2 separate regions of the Homo sapiens genome follow, and region 2 is linked to region 1. A link is an interaction called in ENCODE POLR2A ChIA-PET data of the cell type or tissue named here. Cell type or tissue: GM12878. All regions are shown on one strand. Each heading gives the region's core, and the rest is flanking DNA. Links, peaks and the distances in the headings are about the cores only. Region 1 overlaps RAD51B (RAD51 paralog B). Region 2 overlaps ZFYVE26 (zinc finger FYVE-type containing 26).

Evidence for each region. ChIA-PET counts read pairs that join two places held together with the same protein. Peaks named below come from ENCODE experiments on the same cell type or tissue, not always from the same donor. Only the 100,000 strongest peaks of a DNase experiment are listed, where the experiment ranks them.
Region 2: POLR2A ChIA-PET joins it to region 1 with 5 read pairs; 2 of 35 experiments call an interaction of 5 or more read pairs at or near these places.

Annotation. Positions count from the first base shown.
Region 1 is chr14:67,848,525-67,858,580 of GRCh38, forward strand. The region is part of intron 4 of RAD51B (RAD51 paralog B); the gene reads left to right. Among named protein-coding and RNA genes, the nearest start is that of RAD51B, 34 kb to the left of the region's middle. RefSeq lists an enhancer at 4,651-4,720. In GM12878, for the core only: no CTCF peak of the experiment used is centred there; DNase peaks (open chromatin) are centred at 4,908 and 5,380; H3K27ac peaks cover 819 bases.
Region 2 is chr14:67,766,333-67,771,332 of GRCh38, forward strand. It overlaps ZFYVE26 (zinc finger FYVE-type containing 26), which reads right to left. Exons shown (of 42, transcript NM_015346.4): 29 at 3,262-3,398; 30 at 2,185-2,216; 31 at 1,372-1,508; 32 at 1-115. Among named protein-coding and RNA genes, the nearest start is that of ZFYVE26, 48 kb to the right of the region's middle. In GM12878, for the core only: no CTCF peak of the experiment used is centred there; no DNase peak of the experiment used is centred there.

The sequences.
Region 1 (10,056 bases), core at 2,666-7,665:
TTTTTTTTCTAGCTTACCATTCTGTGTCTTTTAAGTGGGGTGTTTAGAACACTTAACATTGAAGTTTAGTAATGACATATGAGACTTTGATCCTGTCATTGTGTTGTTGGCTGGTTGTTATGTAGACTTGATTGCGTAGTTACTTTATAGTGTCTGTGGGCTATGTACTTAAGTGTGTTTTTGTGGTAGCAGGTGTCGTTCTTACCATTCCATGTTTAGCATTTCCTGAAGGACCTCTTATAAGGCTGTTCTAGTTGAAACAAATTCCCTCAGTGTTTTCTTGTCTGAGAAGACGAGATAAATTTATTTATTTTTCACTTATGAAGCTTAGTTTGTGGGATATGAAATTATTTGTTGGTATTTCTTTTCTACACTGAAAATAGGTCCCCACTCTCTTCTGGCTTGCAGTTTCTGCTGAGATGTCTGGTGCTAGCCTGATGGGGTTCCTTCTGTCCATGCATTACCATTCTCTCTTGCTTCCTTCAAGACTTTTTTCTTTTGCATTGACCTCGTTGAATGTCTGTGTGCCTTTGGGATGGCCATTATGTTGTCTGGATTTCTTGTACCTGGATATCTACATCTCTAGCAATATTAGGGAAATTTTCTTGAATTATTCCATCAAGTATGTTTTCCAGGTTGTCAACTTTTTCTCCTCTCTCAGGAATGCCAGTAATTCATAGGTTTGGTTGCTTTACGTAATCCCACACTTCTCAAAGACTTTGTTCATTTTATAAAATTCTTTATTCTTTCTTTCTTTTTTTTTCTTTTTCCTTTGAGATGGAGTTTTGCTCTTGTTGCCCCAGCTGGAGTGCAATGGCGCAAACTCGACTCACTGCAACCTTCACCTCCCGGGTTCAAGCAATTCTCCTGCCTCAGCCTCCCAAGTAGCTGGGATTACAGGCATGCGCCACCACACCCAGCTAATTTTATATTATTTTAGTAGAGATGGGTTTTCACCATGTTGGTCAGGCTGATCTCAAACTCCTGATCTCAGGTGATCCTCCCACCTCAGCCTCCCAAAGCACTGGGATTACAGGCGTGAGCCACTGCACCTGGCCTAAAATTGTTTTTTCTTGACTTTTGTCTATATGTGTTAGTTTGAAATATCAGTTGTAATTATTTTTTTCTGCTTGGTCTAGTCTGTTGATAAAATTTTCAACAGCTTGGCAATCATAAAGTGAAGTTTTCAGTTCCAGAAGCTCTAATTGATTCCTTTTTAAGATGTTTATCTCCTTTTTCATTTCCTGGATTGTTTTATTAGATTCTTTGTGTTGATTTTCAGTCTTTTCTTTTATATCTTTGAGTTTCTTCCAATCCATGCTTTGAATTATTTATCTGACATTTCTGAGTTTCCATTTTGGTTGGGGACCTTTCCTAGAGAGCTACTGTGATTCTTTGGTGGTGTTACAAAAATTGGATTTTTCTGGTGCCAGCATTCTTATGTTGCTTCCTTCTCATTTGTAGGTGTTGGCACTTCTAAATTTTTGTTTTTTGAGACAGGTTCTCACTCTTTTGCACAGGCTGAAGTACAGTGAATCATGTCCCACTGTAGCCTCGACCTCCCAGGCTGAAGCAATCCTCCCACCTCAGCCTTCCAAGTAGCTGGGACTATAGGCGTGTGCCATCATGCCTGGCTAATTTTTTAATTATTTGTATAGACAGTGTCCCACCGTCGTCTTGAACTCCTGGGCTCAAGCAATCCTCCTGCTTTGGCCTCCAGGGTTGGAGTGCTGGGATGGATTACAGACATGAGTCACCGTGCCTGGCTGGCACTTCAAATTTTTGTAGATATTTTCATGCAGGTAGGGTTTTCTTTCCCTTTCTTTTCTTGTATTATTATTGTTTTTTCCCCCTTTCCTTCCCCCACTCACTAAAGGGTGTGACTTAAGAGTATGTCGAGTAGGGTCTTTTGTCTTTGTTTCCATGGCCTTCTGTTCTGGCAGCAGGTTGTATATTGGGCTGTGGAGTTCAACCTACGGGCCAGTAGATGATGCTTACGGGTGAGAGTCAGCTGTGGTGGAAGCAGACAGTTATGTACTTGGTATTTGTTTACTGTGAAGAACTCTCTGTTGTTCCAGGTGATAGGCTAGACTGTGGAGGGCTGCATACCATGTACTTCCTATTTTACGGGAGTGCTGGGGACATAGCTGGGTAGAGTGGATAACCTGGCTTGTCCACAAATACCCCTATGTCAAATGTAGAAGTGTAGTCCCCAACCCTGATGAGGGTGGCTAGGAAAAGCTCCCAGTGAATTGTGCCACAGTCTCTGTGGGGGTTTGGGGTGCTACACAAGCCCCTTCTAGATAGACTGGAATGTAGATTGTTGCCCAGTCACACCCTTGTTCTAGAGCTCTTGACTCCTGGATCAGACACACACTGCAGCCTATCTCCAGACCACCATGTGGTTGAGAGCCTTAGGAAATGTCTAATTTTTGACTCTCCAGGGGAGTGGTTTTTGGGGCAGAACTTCATCACTTAGCTTAATATAGGTAGCTGTGTGGCTCCTCTGCTCTCCAATGTGATGACTCTTCTTCATTTAAGAGCGGGGTTGGGGGACTCCTTCTTTGGGCCTCTGCAGGGGTGTGTTGGTTTTGGTGGTGTTGGCTGGTTGCGTCGGTTCAACCTCAGGCAATGGGAGATGTGGTAAAGTACTAGCAAAATTGGAATAGGGTAGGGAGATCTGTAAGTCCCTAGTTAGTCCCTAGATGGCTGGCTGGACTTCCTCTATGAGTCTTGATGGGGCTGGATTGTTGGGGAGCCTCAGGTCCTGGCTGTGATGGGAAGGGGTGAGGGCTGATATCTGGGTGAGGGGCTAAACTCTCAGGCAGGGCACTTAGGCGGTGGGAGCCCTAGGGAAGATCACAGGTCTATGGGGGTAAGGTTTTCGACAGGGCTTTGGGCCATGACTGAAATGCTCATGTAGGGGTCGGCTATGTGCAGTAGAAGCCAGAAGGCAGCAGTCCTGGTTGGGGAGTGGGCAGTGGAGGAAGGGGGTCATGTGGAAAGCATTCTGGCCACCTCTCTGAAGGGTAGCTGCTGGCACTGGAGTTTCTCTCCCCAGCCTGGGGGCAGCAGGGGTGGCCACGGCAGAGGACCTGTTCAGTTGCCTTTGGGAGTGATGGTGATGGGGGGTGTACCTGGGAAGAGGGAATGGGGAGCAGGTTGGGTACTCCTCTCTGCTGATGGAGGTGCTTGAAAGCACCTTTGTTCCCTCCCTAGCCTAGAAGTAGCAAGGATGGGTACTGCAGCAGCTGCAGTGGCAGAGGGCCTGTCAGTTGCCTTTGGAAGCTCCACCCTAGAGAAACAGAGCTGCTACTCACTGAAGTGATTATGTGGGGGTAGGGGTGCCTGTGCTGGCGGCCCAAGTCAGGAGGCCCTGCCCTGTAAGGAGCAGCAGGGGCTGGGCCTCTGAGAGCAAAGAGTCTGGCCACCTTTCCTGAAGGCAGCTGCATCCTGCTGGAGGTCTACTTACTCTCAAGGCAGCTGCATCCTGCTGGAGGTCTACTTACTCTCAGGCTCTTCACTCCCTCCCCAGCCTGAGAGCAGCAGGAGCAAGGACCTGACAGAGGCAGTTGCAGTGGGCCTGTCAGTTACCTCCGGGAGCTCTGACCCAGTGAAATACAGAGCCAGAGCCGTGACCGACTGACCAGAGTGCTCAGTTGGTGGTGGAGTGGGCGTGCTGGGGGCCCAGGCCAGTGGCCTTGCCTGGCAAGGAACAGCAGAGGCAGGGCCTGCAGTCTGACTGCTCCTAAACTCCATGGATATGGCTTCTATCCTAGAGCTACGCGAAAAAACCTGGCCTCCCTTGGTGGGACTATAACAGCTGGCACCAGGGAACTCGGGGATCCAAGGTTGGTGGGGATCCCCGACTCCATGTGGGGTTGAGCTTCCAAGAAGTCTTCCTTACATGGCTTATATGGCTGGGAAGTTGGTCCTGGCTGTTGGCAGTTCTTTGCGATGTGAACCTTTCCATAGGACTGCTTGAGTGTCTTCATGACACAACAGCTGACTTTCTGCAGAGTATGTGATCCAAGAGTACAGGGTAGAAATGACAATTTCTTTTTAAGACAAAGCCTTGGAAGTTACATACCATCATTTCTGCAGTATTCTATTAGTCACAGACAAACCTGATACAATGTGGGAGGAGACTACAGAAAGGCATGGATAACAAAGGTGAGCATCATTGAGTCTTAGAGGCCGCCTACCACTGATATATGCATGTGTGTAAACATATGTACGCATGCATGTGTGTATGTGTATAATTAAAAAAAAAACTTTATGACCATTCTGTTCTCAGAAATGTTGTAGTAGGCAGAATTTCTTAAATGGCCTCTCAAAGATGTTCTGCCCTAATCCCTGGAACCTTTGAATATGATGAGATGTCACTCCCATGATTATTATATGTTATATGGTATAGTTGACTTTAAGATGGGGAGATTATTTGGATCTAATCATATGAGCCCTTAGAAGTAGTGAGCTTTCTCTGGCTGTTAAAAAGGGGAAGGAAGAAAAGCTTAAAACCCAAGAAGGACTCAGGATGCCATTGCTGCCTTGAAGGTGGAGGGGCCATGATTAAAGGAATGTAGGCAGCCTCTAGAAGCAGTGAGTGGCCCTGAGATAAGAGCAAGAAAGGAACCTCAGACCTAGAGCTGCAGAGAAATAGATTTTTGCCAACAGCTTGAATGAACTTGGAAGTTGATTCTTACTCCCAACCTCCAGATAAGAGTCCAGCTCAGCTGAGATCTTGATTTCAACCTTGTAAGACCTTAAGCAGAGAACCTAGCCAACCCTATCTGGACTTCTGACCTGATTGTCTCTGATTTATCCTCTGCTGCTTCTGCTTTAGGAATGAATAGCACTTCTCTACTTCCACTTTTCATCTTGGTGTTGTAACTGAATATATAAGTATACCCAGATTCAGTGACATTCACATAAGTCAAAACTGACTTGCAGTGACATAATAAATGGATGCTGTTCAAGCTGCCAAGTTTGTGGTAATTTGTTATGAAGCAGTAGAGAACTAATAAAATACAGGTGTCAGTGAAGGTGCCTAATTAACTGCATTGCACAGTCTTTGTTTCTGGTTAAAAGGTCAAGCCTAGTGTCCTAGATAGATGTCAGATAGATCTGGTGGGTGGGTGGGGTAAGGCAACTGATTGAATGAACTTAGAGTGGATCTGGAGATTGAGAGAGTAAGAATCAATCTGGAAATATTTTGCTGTCATTTTTATAGTTTCTCTTTCCTGACTTTAACTTAAAAATTTCCTAGGTTATTTATCATCAGTTTTGACTTACGTGAATGTCACTGAATCTGTGTATGCTTACATATTCAGTTACAACACCAACATGAAAAGTGGAAGTAGAGAAGTGCTATTCATTCTTAAAGCAGAAGCAGCAGAGGAGAAATCAGAGACACCAACTCTGCGGACCTGCTGAAGGAAGTGAACTACAGGGCATTGTTCCATTCCCTGAGAACAGCAAACACCTTAAAGTTTGTATTATGTGGAGATCAAATCAGTTCGGTAGCCTTCTCATATGAGATAATATAGATCAGTGTTCCTCATTCATTTTTTCATTATTGTCTCCTAAGAAGCCTTTTTAACAATTTTTTCTTAACCACACCCTCCAATGAAGTTTTTCTACCACACATATACTGTATATCTGTTTTTGTACTGTATAAATATCTGTGCTTTATACATAAAAGAGTAAAATCTTCCCCTTCCTCCAAAACAACTTTTACCCTTGGGGTTAATATTACCCATGCTGAGAATGCATAAGATAGATGCTATTGTGAATAGGTAAAATTAAAGTTATATTTAAAGATACAGGTGAGGTGCAGTGGCTCACGCCTGTAATCCCAGCACTTTGGGAGGCCGAGATGGGCAGATCACTTGAGGCCAGGAGTTTGAGACCAGCCTGCCCAACATGGTAAAACCCCATCTTTACCAAAAATACAAAAATTAGCTGGGTGTGGTGGCATGCGCCTGTTGTGCCAGCTACTTGGGAGGCTGAGGCATGAGAATCATTTGAATCCAGGAGGCAGAAGTTGCAGTGAGCTGAGATTGCACTACTGCACTCCAGCCTGGGCAACAGAGTAAGGCTCCGTCTCAAAAAAAAAAAAAAGTATTCAGAGATATCATCAAAAAAGGTATTTTCAGCTAGGTGTGGTGGCTCATGCCTGTAATCCCAGCACTTTGGGAGGCTGAAGCAGAAGGATCGCTTGAGGCCAGGAGTTTGAGACCAGCCTGAGTAACATAGCAAGACCCTAGCTCTACAAAAAGTAAAAAAAAAAAAAATTAGGTGTGGTGGTGCATGCCTATAGTCCCAGCTACTTAGGAGACTGAGGCAGGAGGATCACTTGAGCCAGGAGTTCAAACCTGCAGTGGGCTATGCTTGTGCCACTGCACTTCAGCCTGGGGTGAGATCCTGTATCTTAAAAAACTATTATTTTCATACTGTAATATAATCTAGAGTACAGGACCAGAGAACTCAGTTCAACACAGAGAGATGTAATATCTGCATAGTTATTATGCCTGGCAAAGTTTTTGTATTTTTAGTAGAGATGGGGTTTCACCATGTTAGCCAGGATGGTCTCGATCTCCTGACCTCATGATCCACCTGCCTTGGCCTCCCAAAGTGCTGGGATTACAGGCATGAACCACCGCGCCTGGCCAGCATCTTAGTTTTTTCTTGGAACAATTACTATTATAGTTCTTTTTTTTTTGAGACAGAGTCTTGCTCTGTTGCACAGGCTGGAGTGCAGTGGTGCGATCTCGGCTCAATGTAAGCTCCGCCTCCCGGGTTCATGCCATTCTCCTGCCTCAGCCTCCCCAGCAGCTGGGATTACAGGTGCCCGCCACCACGCTTGGCTAATTTTTTTTTTTTTGTATTTTTAGTAGAGACGGGGTTTCACTGTGTTAGTAGCCAGGATGGTCTGGATCTCCTGACCTCGTGATTCGCCCACCTTGGCCTCCCAAAGTGCTGGGATTATAGGCTTGAGCCACCGCACCCGGCCTATTATAGTTCTTTTTATAATTGGCAGGATTAGCTGTGGCCTACATGATCACAGGAAATAATAAGGCAGGGGTTGTAAACTCAAATGCCTATAAGCACGAGCCATGTAACAGAAGTACATGAAACAGTTAAGTGTAAGACATAGATATTTATTAGTTGATTTTAGCTGCTGACAACAGCAGCAAACATTTATTTTTTTGCTCATGGGTCTCCATGTCTGCAAAGGTGGATCCTGTCTTCTTCAGGCTGCAGTGAGGTTCAGATGTGCCCCACAAGTTGTAACAGCAGCAGGAAAACCAGAGAGAGATTTCAAATGGATGTTCCTTGAGTACAGTCTGCTGACATTCATTTATCCTGCCCTATGTTTTGAAAGGCAGATAACTAGGCCTCTGTTCTAATACAGACATTTAGCATATGCGGTTGATTGGACCATTGTTCCCAATTCTTCACTTACTCTCTAATTTAGAAATAAACATTCTGCTCTGTAATGGTTTACTAGAGTCTTTTATGTGGCACATGTTCAATAACTGCTGTTAAATGAATGATTATATCCCTTAATACTGTTTGATTTTTGTTAATGGTGGAACTTGGGGTACTTGTCATTTCCATTCCCTCCTGCTTTTTCTGCTCTTTTCCCATCCCTACTCTTCCTCTCTCCCTTCCCATTTACTTCCAAAACGGCAGCTGTCAATATGAAAAAGGAGGGAGTGGTAGAGAGAATCCAAGACATAAACTCTTCCACATGTTGGTGTAAAGTAATTTAAGATCAAGGTTTCTTTCACAAGGCAAAATGCAATGCAACCTGGCCTTTCTGAGATTCTTTTTTTTTTTCCTTTTTTATGGTTTTGGCTTTAGGATTTAGAATGTTAGTTATTTTAAAAATGAATTTTGTAGGTCTGAAGACCTACTCATATTTCTACATAATTGTTGAGCAAACGGAGACAAGTAGTTAGATGCTGGAGGTCATTAAAAAATATTTTTTAATGAAGCTTTTTTAAAACATGCTCACTGGTTTCAGATCAGAGCCAGGCATCCTTAAATTGTCTTCTGCCAGGTATTGGCTTGGCAGATTACCCTGTCCAGTTGCCCTCATCTTGAATGTGAGGAGAGTTAACTTGATAAGATTTTAGGTCCTAACTGGACCAGATTTTACATTCCTCTCAGCCATGAAAAGTTTAAGATGAGCAGGCTTCATTTTTACTTTAGTACAATTAGACCTTTTCTTGGGAACAATTCTCTTTCCTCTTCAAACCAATTATTAACATTTTCTTCCTTGCTGATATTTGAGTGATATTCACTACTGACTTTTTTTTTTTTTAGTTCTTTTACATTTCTCAAGCAGGTTGTTGAAACTTTGGCTCTAACTATATGAAGTGAATTGTTTTTTTACTGGTGTTTTCGCTGTGTAAATATTGTATTCAGTCTGAGTTTACAAGAAGCAAATAACTTAGCCTATTCTGGTTTGGCATGTTTTCTCTTTCTAACCACCATTGGGGCTGAAGCTGGGAACTGAACACAACTTGAAATTTTGTGGTTTGGGTGCTAGAATTCAGAGCTAGACTATCTGAAGCTAAAAATTATTAATGTTGAAATGTTTTCACCCACTAAATAAACCTGAAAAAAAATGAAATGTAACTCCAGGCAGCCCATAAAATCGCATATGGTATAATTTTTTTGAGTCTAGGAAGAGATGAAAAAAATTTGTGAGCAGGATCTGAGATTGTTAAAAAAAATTAGAAATTGTTTATTATGGTTTAAAGTAAATGCTACTATCCAAACTCTAATCCAAACTCAACAAACAAACCCAGAAATCTCTTACTGTTATTCACATGATGTTTTATTTTCTCCAAGACTATACTGAATCAGTACATAAAAATAATGAAGTAGGGAAAATGCCAGTTGCCCTTGTTTAACTTTTCAGCTATTTTTTACATGTTTTCTTTAAAGATAGAATAGTAAAGTAATACTTTACATTTTCAAGGTACTTGATACTTCACTGAATATTTCCAAATATATCATCTTAATTAAAATAATGGCTTGTTTCACCCTTTTAAAAATCACAAAGCATTGAACAGTTTTCAGCTCATTAAATCTGAGAACATATCCAAAACTTGGCACATGGATAGTATGTATAGAAAGGCTAGTCCTTTTTCCTCTGCTAGTTAGCACTCTAATGATATTAATGATGGAAGATTTTTCTCAGCCCCTTTGCTGGACTTATGACAGGGGTATCCCATTTACTCGGCCCACCATGCTCAACCTCTTGCGGGAGGGAGCACGTGAGTGAGTGAGTGCGGGATCTGGCTGGCTGTTCCAGGCACTTGCAGGAGCAAGCTTCATGTGCTGGTATGAGTGAGCAAGTGCGGGATCTGGCCAGCACAGCTCGGAGTGCCAGCAGGAGCAAGCTCTGTGTGGGATCCGCGGCCAGACCAGGCATGAGCTAGCGAGTGTGGGATCCGGCCAGCCACTCTGGGAGCTGCCAGGAGCAAACTCCATGAAGGGCCCGTGGAGGCACCCAGGTAAGGGTGCCTGTGACCCCGAATCCCCAGAGTGGGTGTTACAGTACTCTCTTAGTTCTGCCCTCTGCGGACGGTGGTGTGTTAGCAGCTCAGTTGGCCCCTTACCTCGTTATGTGGGGCAGTTGCCCTCTGCTGGTGAGGGCAAAGGGCCAGCGTGACAGCCTTCTGGGTACCCGCACTTGGTGGGTCCCTGTCTGGCATCCAAGAAGAATGAGGTCAGTTGGACAATTGACGGATGGTGAAGGCAGATAATTTTATTGAGCGATGAAAATGACTCTCCGTGGAGAGGATAGCTAGAGAGGGGACAGGAAGGGCAGGTCATCTTCCCTAAAGTTGGGTCATCTCTTCCCCGAAGTCCAGCTGTCTTACCCAAAGTCTGGCCATCTCCCTTAAATTCCGGCTGTCTCCGGTATTGATTGAGTTTGGGTTCTTTATAGGTACAGAATGGGGAGTGCATGCTGATTGGTTTGCAATTATGCAAAAAATTTTAAAGCAAAGACACCACTCAAAGGTGGGCGAGACA
Region 2 (5,000 bases), core at 1-5,000, 85 kb before region 1:
CTGGGTTGGTGAGGCCCTTGGAGAGCCTGCAGCAGTGCTCAATCAGCTGGTGACCACAGGCAATGCTGTCCCGGTGCAGATTCAGGATGGCAATGCACAAGGAGGCGCTGGGGGCCTGGCCGGGGTGGAAGAAGGGAGAACACACGGTGAGTCCAGGGGCCAGAGCATTCTCCAAAGGCAGCTGGGTGGCAGAAATTATCCTTCCCCTTTCAAAAGGCTGAAAGACCCTGGAAGAAGGAACCAGATTCTACAAGAAAGCAGAAGTGGAACTAAACAAATTTCAGATGTTCTAAGTAGCACTGCCAAAACTCTGGCTTTTAAGTTATGTCATTTTACTGGGAAGAAGGGCACTGTGTCCACCTCTTACCCACTTCTTTATTTTTTTGAAACAGGGTCTCACTCTGTTGCCCAGGCTGGAGTGCATTGGTGCGATCTCGGCTCACTGCAACCTCTGCCTCCCAGGCTCAAGCAATCCTTCCACCTCAGCCTCCCAAGTAGTGGGGACCACAGCTTTGTGCCACCATGCCCGGCTAATTTTTGTATTTTTTTTTGTAGAGACGGGGATTTCACCATGTTGCCCAGGCTGGTCTCAAACTCCTGGGCTCAAGCGATTCACCCACCTCAGACTCTCAAAGTGCTGGGATTACAGGTGGGCACCACTGCGCCCAGCCTTGTTACCTACTTCTTGACAATGTCCATAGGTCCCCTCCTTTCTCTGGTCCACTAGTGCAAGTCCTTATTGCTGACTTGGACAACAATGGTCAGCTCACTTGTCTGACCACCTAGAGGAGTTTCTGCTTTAAGCCATGGACACACTGCTGCTAAATTAATATTCCTAAAGCACACTTGGAAACCTTTCATAGGCCCTTGAAACCTATCAAGTAGATAGTCCTTACTGCAGAATGTAAGGCCCTATATATAAATAATCCTTTTCAAGCCTACCTTTTATGAGCTCTCTATTAACCCTATTGACTCTATGTTCCCTTCAAATTAAAGAGCTTCCACTTCTCCAATCATGCCCTGCAATTTTGGACACGGTGTCTTTGCTCAGATGTTTTAATTTTGTATTCTTTGTCCTTCCCCATCCCCACTCTCCTCACGACCCCCAGCTTTCTGCTTGTCACACTCCTACCATTCTTCCAAAGCTCATCTTAAATGCTACCTCTTCCACGAAGGCTTTCCTGGTCTCCCCTTCTGCAATTCCCAAGATGTTCATTATTTTCTGCCTTAATGGATTTACTGGTTTAGCTCCCATATTATTGCACTATAAACAAGTAAAGGCCAGGTGTGTTCACCTACCTCTGTATTTCTTGTCATACTGCTACACATCATAAAGAAACTTAAGTGACCATTGCATTTTATTGCTATTACCTGCTCATAGTAAAATTCACTCCGCACCAGCTCATTTTCCTCCTCTTTGAGATCCAAAATCCATTCCACCTCATCTGCTTTGGGGACTCTCACCACAAACGAGTATGGAGGGCTTTCATTCTTGGAGCTGTCTAGAGCTGAGAAGAGAAATGCCATTCATGTGTCATTCACTGGCTGGCAGTTCAGTCTAACCCAGTCCAGTGAGCTGGCATGAGTTGCAGGTAGACACTTGCCTGCTATCTCAGGGCCCCTTTCTCTCTCCTTGGTTCCTTTTGTTTGCTTTAGGACACCCCACTAAGCACCTCAAACCATCTTCCCCAGGCATAGACCTGAGGCGAGTGTTACAGTATTTGTCACGTAACCTTCTTGCTTCACACAAGAAACCTTCAAAGGGGCGTGTTTCTCAAATAGATGGCTGAGCCACTGGACACTCTAAAAACTAACCTGTTGTGGACAGATACAGGCCAAACTGTTAACAGGGATTACCTAGGGGTAAGGAGGGAGCATGGGGAGGTAGGATGGTAAAGGGAAACTTAAGAAAAACTAAAATAAAATCACCTACTAAAAAGTTAAGAACCAAATTATTTGGTTGCTGGCCTTCTCAATGCTGGAAGCTAATAGGCCAGTGTAATAGGTTAATATGATGAACTTCAGAGGAAACAGGCTGATACAAATGCCAAGAATTTGCTTTGGCAAACAAGTTGGATGGAGTGCATAAGTTGGACAAGTATATCAGTCACAGCTGATATGCTGAAGATAGAGTCAACTTAAGTACACAAATGAAGAGTCACAGAGAACGGGATTTGGCCTTACCTTCTGGTTTTTCTGAAGGCTCCTCTGGTACACTGAAAACAGAGAAAGAAAAATTATTAAATAAATGCCTGAGTCACTTCTTTGTTTTGAGCTTCGTAGACAGCATCAACTTACAGTGTCTCCCTGGTACAATGGAGGGCTCTTTGAGGGTAGAATTGTTGAATGAAAGAGTCCCCCATCAATACTAACTGCCCATTTCAAATCTCAGCAGTATGGTGTGTGGGTAATTCCTCCAGGAGGGAGGGAGGCAGTGGTATGCTAGGGTCACGGAAACTGTAGAGTAAGTATGGTGTGTCTTCCTTCCTATGCGATCAGTAATCATTATGGTAAATAATGACCAAAAATGTTCACATCAGGACAAACACAATAATGCTATGGAGGAGAATAGAAAATCTATTTAAGTTTGTAAATAAAACATGCAGAATTCAAAGTAACTGGTTTTGGATGGTTGCTTTGGCCCATATTCCTAGATGCTCTAGGAGTCTTAGGTTCATGCTTCTTTGCTACTAGAAGTAGTGGAAACAATTGAGCAACACTGAGCCAACAAACAAAGTCTTGATCTGTCTCGCCAGAGGTATGAGCAGTTTCTGAAATTTGTTACCAGGTGAACTCTGTGTAGGCAAGTATGGAGGCTCTTCTAATTACGGATTACAAGCAAGAATGACTACCTAGATCAGAGTTGATATAAGCGATGCCCAACCATTCAGCAGGTGTGAACATGTCCATTTGAGTCCAGCTGAGACCAGTTGAAGCAAGAGAGGCTGGAAAATAGGTGAATTGGTGAACTAAGCTCAATGGCCTCTGTCTGGGGAAGGGCTAAGGAATCAAAGTCCTGATTTAAGAACATCATGTAAGAACCTTGAACACCTCTTCCTCTCACCCTACTTTCTCTCTTAGTGGTTTCTCTGACCAAAGTCAGTGTACAAACCCTTCAGTGTAGAGTTAATGGCATTTCAGTGTGAATGTTAAACATTTCTGGATTTGAAATGCTCTCATAATGAGACTCCTAGGAGTGTAGGGACCTGCGGAAGGGTGCAGCGGTCAATAATAGCAACAGCCCTGCTGTAGGACACTCACTCTTTGTTGCAGTAACTATAGCACTGATCACACACACGAGCAGGGTTCTCTCTGCAGCCTTCAACCACCATTTTCTTAGTGGAGCAGGAGCTGCACACTAGCCGGCCACAGCGGCGACAATGATGACGCCTGTTAAACTGAGGAATGCCATCAGGAGGAGAAGAAAGAGGGAGGAGAGAAGGGGAGATTGCCATCAATCCATTTATACATGGTATTAACTACCAGTGGCTTATACTTTCTAAGAACACCAACTGCTTGGGTCTCTATTGGAAAAGGACACACCAGTCCTTGCCCTCAAAAATTGAATGTTTAAAAATATCTGTCAGCTGATGGGCAAAGGTGCGAAGTCATGGAGCTTTGCGATAGCTCCTGACAAGTTCTACTTGTGTATGGAGGCAACATGTGGAAAAACAAGAAAAAGTAGTGGAGAAGAAGTCACTTTCTAAGCCAGTGCAGATCACATTTCTACATGGTATTGATGACAATGATTAAAAAGTATCCCTTTCAAAATGCCTTTATTTGTTTTCCCCAAGGTTATTTTAGCAGGTGCCATTTGTAACACATGATAAACATGAAGCAAGACTTTTAGGCTGGGCGCGGTGGTTCACGCCTATAATCCCAGCAGTTTGGGAGGCAGAGGTGAGCGGATCATCTGAGGTCAGAAGTTTGAAACCAGCCTTGCCAACATGGCGAAACCCCATCTCTACTAAAAATACAAAAATTAGCCAGGTGTGGTGGCGGGAGCCTGTACTCCCAGCTACTTGGGAGGCTGAGGCAGAAGAATTGCTTGAATCCAGGAAGCAGAGGTTGCAGTGAGCAGAGATCACACCACTGCACTCTAGCATGGGTGACAGAGCTAGACTCTGTCTCAAAAAAAAAAAAAAAAAAGACTTTAAAAACATAAACACTTAGGTACAATTTAATTTTACACACAAATTCTTAATTTGTATCAGTCAATTCAGAATGTCTCATCAGTCTTCTCCAAATTATATACCTTCTCTATACATCCATATTCTGATGTGTGTAATATAGTAATAATATTACCAAGCTCATCAGGTTATTGTAAAATTTAAGAGAGATAACTTAAGCAAAGCACTTAGTATCATGCCTGGAACATATACAGTAGGCAGTCAATAAAGGCCAACTGTTGTCATTATTAGAATTTAAAGATTAGAAACTCTTTCTATAATCTACCCTATATGTAAGTAAACCTTCTATATGGTGGTTTCAAAGCTAGAGAGCAGCTTGTCATGCAAAACTCCTTTTGGTGGCTTGTCATATGTCTCAACAAGCCACAACCAATTGTCCTCCTTGAAGATTTGTAAGTTTAAATAAGGAAAATACCTGACTCTGCTTTCCTAATATCTTTTTTTTTTTTTAAATCAACTTTTATTTTAGGTTCAGGGGCACATGTGCAGGTTTGTTACATAGGTAAACTCGTGACTCAGGGGTTTAGTGTACAGATTATTTTGTCACCTGGGTAGTAAGCATGGTACCTAGCAGTTTTTCTTCCCTGAACTTCTCCCTCCTTCCACCCTCCTCTGTCTCAAGTACACTCCGTGTCTGTTGTTCCCCTTTTTCTGTCCATGTGTTCTCAGTATTTAGCTCTCACTTAAAATTGAGAACATGTGGTATTTGGTTTTCCATTCCTGTGTTAGTTTGCTTTGGATAATGACCTCTGGTTCCATCCATGTTCCTGCAAAAGATATGATCTTGTTCTTTTTTATGGCTGCATGGTA